2 separate regions of the Homo sapiens genome follow, and region 1 is linked to region 2. Evidence: read pairs that join two places in POLR2A ChIA-PET (ENCODE). Cell type or tissue: PC-9. All regions are shown on one strand.

Region 1 (2,500 bases), 280 kb before region 2:
GGACAAGGCAGAGGAGCAGGTGTCCAAACCCAGGCCTGGTCTGCTGCTGCTGTGGCTCACAGCCCCCACCCCACCTGGCAGACCTGGCAGACCCCGGAGCTGGCGACAGTGTTGCCCAGCTGGCCACAGACATATCATCACGTGGGGCTGCCCTATATGCTCCCAGTCTCCACACAGACACCCTTCATGGACTGGGGGACTGAGGGCAGGGACACTGGTGAAACAGGCAGGCATCTTCACCCAGCTACTCATCCCACTCACCACCTCCGGGGGAGGTGACAGTGACCAAGCCCAGCCCCAGCTGGCTCCTGGTCACTCACTACAGACTCAGCTCCCACAATCTCGAATCCCACCTCCAGCTCCTGCCATTCCGAGGGACCTGGAGGCCAGGGTGCCCGGCGCATGACCAGCTCTGGGTTGTGGACCGCCCTCCACGGCAGTGGCCTGAGCGCTTGTTGTCATTATTCACTTTATTCACTCCTGGTTTCTGTCTGGAAGGGATCACAAAGACATGGCTTGCAGGGGAGCCAATCCTGCCAGGGACTGAGGAAACAGATCCTGGAGAAAACCAGAGACTTTGCTGGCACTTCAGGGGGACCCCAGTTGGCTCAATGCCCCCCTCTCCCCCATAGCCAACTGCTAACCAATGTTCTCTCTGGAAACCAGTCATAATTCCTAACCTGGTCAAAGCAGGGTCATCTCACACAGCCCAGCCACCCATTCTTTAGCACCGCAGGCAGCTAAAGAATGCCTGGTGAAATGCAAGTCTGATCGTGTCTGCGTCCCCAAGCCCTTCCGTGCCCCCTGCTGCTCTTTGGACAAGCCCCCAGCAGCCTCTGTAATGCACAGCACCCGCCCTTGTCTCCTGTGCTGGCTTCCGCAGCCTGGCCACACTGGTCCTCTCGCCCATCCACCTGACCTGACTCTGGCAGGGCCTTTGCAGGAGCCATTCCTCCACCCGAACCCCTCCTATTAAAACGTGTTCCTAGCCGGTTCAGCCCCAGCCTGTAGGGACCAGCCCCACATGGTCGGTGGGTCTCTCCCCGTGTGCCGCAACGAGAGAGTGTAGAAATAAAGACACAAGACAAAGAGATAAAAGACAGCTGGGCCCGGGGGACCACTACCACCAAAGCGCGGAGACCGGTAGTGGCCCCGAATGTCTGGCTGCGCTGTTATTTATTGGATACAAAGCAAAAGGGGCAGGGTAAAGAGTGTGAGTCATCTCCAATGATAGGCAAGGTCACGTGGGTCACGTGTCCACTGGACAGGGGGCCCTTCCCTGCCTGGCAGCCGAGGCAGAGAGGGAGAGGAGACAGAGAGAAAGATAGCTTATGCCATTATTTCTGCATATCAGAGACTTTTAGTACTTTCACTAATTGACTACTGCTAGCTAGAAGGCAGAGCCAGGTGTACAGGATGACTAGGCATAATAAAGGCAGACTAGGAGCGGGACCACTGAAGCACAGCATCACAGGGAGATGGTTAGGCCTCCGGATAACTGCAGGCAAGCCTGACTCATGTCAGGCCCTCCACAAGAGGTGGAGGAGCGGAGTCTTCTCTAAACTCCCCCGGGGAAAAGGAGCCTCCCTTTCCCGGTCTGCTAAGTAGCAGGTGTTGTTCCTTGACACTTTTCACTACCGCTAGACCACGGCCCACCTGGCAACGGGCATCTTCCCAGACGCTGGCGTCACCGCTAGACCAAGGAGCCCTTCTGGTGGCCCTGTCTGGGCATAACAGAAGGCTCGCACTCTTGTCTTCTGGTCACCCCTCACTGTGTCCCCTTAGCTCCTATCTCTGTATGGCCTGGTTTTTCCTAGGTTATGATTATAGAGTGAGGATTATTATAATACTGGAATAAAGAGTAATTGCTACCAACTAATGATTATTGATATTCATATATAATCATATCTAAGATCTATATCTGGTATAACTATTCTTGTTTTATATTTTATTATACTGGAACAGCTCGTGTCCTCGGTCTCTTGCCTCAGCGCCTGGGTGGCTTGCCGCCCACACCAGCCACCAGAAGCTCCCCAGCCCCGGCCCAGCAGCTGGTCTGGGGAGCGGGGAGAGGGCAGTCTGGGCTCGCGGTTCCGGCTGGGGGCTGGGCACCCCGGGGCGACCACGGCAGGCCCAGATGGGGACTCCGGTTCCAACTCTCCTGGCCCAGAGGCTCTAGGGTGGTCTTGTCTGTCTCACTCCGGGGGCAGAGAGGACGCAGACAGACCCCAACACCACTGCTCGGCCGCGATGGTGCCTTAGACCCAGGTCCTGTGGGCTCTGGCCCGAGACCCCTCCCTCTGGGAAGGCCGGTGACCGGGACAGTCCACCTCGCAGGCGCGCCGGCGCGGAGCCCGGACCTCAGCCCGCAATGACTCAGCAAGGGCCGGTGGGATTCTACATGGTCCTGCGATATCCAGGCGACGGAGTCTCGCCTCTAAAGTGGCCCGGGGAGCAGGAAGGTATGAGCCTCAGCTGAGCGAAACCCTCCTTGCAGCCA
Region 2 (2,500 bases):
TGGGAGACAGGAACTCTAGCCCCGAGGGCAGAGGGCGTGCACAGGCTGCTCTGAGGAAGGCACTGATGGGAGTTTGGGGGTTGTGGGGCTGCTGCAGAGGTGCTGCACTCAGGTCCATGGAGCGTGTGACACCAGGGGAGCAGTTAGGAGGGGTACGGCTACTGCTCTAGAAACAGCAATGTGTTTTTCTTTCAAGTGGCTCAAAAACCCCTAACTGCTATTTTCATCCTTGCAAATGTATTTGTCTAAGACAATATCATTGACAAAATAACACCTGCACCTGACCAGTCCTGAAGAAGCCTGCACTTTCTGTGGCCATTCTCTATTTTCTAGCTCCACAGCAGGCACTGGATCACCTGATTCCTTCTATGGCAGGGGCTATTAGTACCCCATTCAGAGACCAGGAACCTGAGACCCAGATGTAGTCACTTGCCCAGGGCCACTCCACCTGGAGTTGGCCATGATCCACTGACTGTGACCTGTGCTCTCCAGGGATACCCTGTGGCGGTCCCAGCTCTGCATGCCTGCCATCGCCTGCAGCACACACCTCTGAGTTCCGTTTGGGAGACCCCTGAGGACGCCCAGTGCCCACATCTGCATGGACCCGATGTGCTGAGCTGGCTCCGGAAAGAAGTCTCCCCCGCTGGCATGCTGCTCATCGATCGCTGCCTCCTGACCCACACTGTTCCTACAAAGGCACCAGGATTCTGACCCTCAGGTGAGAGCTCCAGGTGCCTTTGGGTCTCCGCTTTGAGGACCTGTGACGCCCGCTCATCTGTCTCCCTGCCGTGCCCTCCACCGGCCCAGCCTACCCTTGCTGACTTGTCTTCCACATGTGCCTAAAGTGGGCCCTGCTCTGTTCCTCCTCTGTGGGCCTTGGGGACTGTCTCACTGCCTTCCCAGAGGACTTCCAGTAGAAGCAGCCCCCAGGAAGCTCCCAGTCAGTGTCCCGCTCCTGCGGCCTGGAGCCCAGCTCGAGTCAGGCTCTCCCACACCCTCCTCTCTCATCACCTCCCCGGCCCATGCCACTCTCAGGGAGGCTTCATCCTGGTCCCCATCCCTGTGTCCAGCTCTCCAGTCTACACCTGTACTTCCGCAGGCCCCTGCTCTTCACTGGTGGGTGTGGGAGGGCCCCACTGACCGAACTTTCATTTAAATGCTACTTCTGTCATCTGGAAATACAGTTTTCTGTTGCTAGCTGGCTTTGCCCTGACTGGACACGCTGTGACCTGGCCACTCCTCCAGGAAGACTCCAGGAGGCTTCAGCTCTGGCCTCAGGGCAGGCTCCTCCAGTGGCAGTGCTGACCTTGGGAGGTCTGGGGAGCCGCCTGTGCACTGGGGCTTGTGGGCCCCATCCCTGCCTCTACGGCCTATACACAGCACCACGCCCTAAGCTGTGACAACCAAACATTCCCTGGGGTCACAGTCATTCCTGGCTGACAGCCACTGTTCTGGGGGAAGCGCGCTCGGCCACTTTCTTTTTTTTTTTTTTTCTTGAGACGGAGTCTCGCTCTGTCACCCAGGCTGGAGTGCAGTGGCGTGATCTCTGCTCACTGCAAGCTCTGCCTCCTGGGTTCACGCCATTCTCCTGCCTCAGCCTCCTGAGTGGCTGGGACTACAGGCTCCTGCCACCACGCCCAGCTACTTTTTTGTATTTTTAGTAGAGATGGGGTTTCACCATGTTAGCCAGGATGGTCTCGATCTCCTGATCCTGTGATCCGCCCGCCTCGGCCTCCCAAAGTGCTGGGATTACAGGCATGAGCCAACGCGCCCGGCCCTGTGCTCGGCCACTTTCTATCTGTGGCTTTGTCCTCTGGACTCTCTTCTGGGCCCACGTGGCTCGGAGTGGGTGGCTGGCAAGGCCAGTAGGCCTCTGGCAGCACTGATGGCCCTGCTCACTCATCACTGCCTGAGTGTTGAGGAGGCTGTGTGTTTAAGCCCCTGACAGGGACCACATGGGTAGGACAGAATGGCTGTGATCAGCCAGCCGAGGGCAGCCTTCCCTCAGGTGCGTCTGAGCCCAGCTGTCTCCTCCCAGCAGCCAGGTCCAGAGACCTCCAGGTGCGGTCTCAGAGCCTCAGCAGCTTTTCCTCTCCATTCCCTCTGCAGGGGCCCTGTGGGCACCTCAGGAAGGATCACAAGCACTGTCACCAAGGGCTAGGATATGTCACAGAACAGTCCAGAACACTGGAGGTGACAACTTAGGGTGAAACTCAATGCAACACTGATGCAGGCATCAGAGGCCTCCACGGAGTCTGAGCCAACAGCCGCAGACCAGGAGCCATGAGAATGAGGCCCCTGTGCGGGACAGGAAGTGGCAAGTATCCATGTGTCCTGTGAAGATACTCAGGAATGCCTAAGGCCAACTCCGTAAGTAACACCCTCAGGTCAAGTCCAGAGTCTTTGGGCACAAGGAGCCCTTGGGAATTGGCTCAGCTGCATCACACAGCACCCACAAGGGCCCTCTTGTACAACTCCACCTCACCCCCGCGGGGAGATG

What was found. Peaks named below come from ENCODE experiments on the same cell type or tissue, not always from the same donor. Only the 100,000 strongest peaks of a DNase experiment are listed, where the experiment ranks them.
Region 1: POLR2A ChIA-PET joins it to region 2 with 15 read pairs; 3 of 35 experiments call an interaction of 5 or more read pairs at or near these places.

The regions. Positions count from the first base shown.
Region 1 is chr22:18,903,653-18,906,152 of GRCh38, forward strand. No RefSeq gene overlaps it. Among named protein-coding and RNA genes, the nearest start is that of DGCR6, 1.4 kb to the right of the region's middle. RefSeq lists enhancers at 1-621, 622-1,479, 1,597-2,135, 2,136-2,500 and a silencer at 1,065-1,248. In PC-9, no CTCF peak of the experiment used is centred here; no DNase peak of the experiment used is centred here.
Region 2 is chr22:19,183,849-19,186,348 of GRCh38, forward strand. The region is part of intron 29 of CLTCL1 (clathrin heavy chain like 1); the gene reads right to left. Among named protein-coding and RNA genes, the nearest start is that of SLC25A1, 6.4 kb to the left of the region's middle. In PC-9, no CTCF peak of the experiment used is centred here; a DNase peak (open chromatin) is centred at 1,353.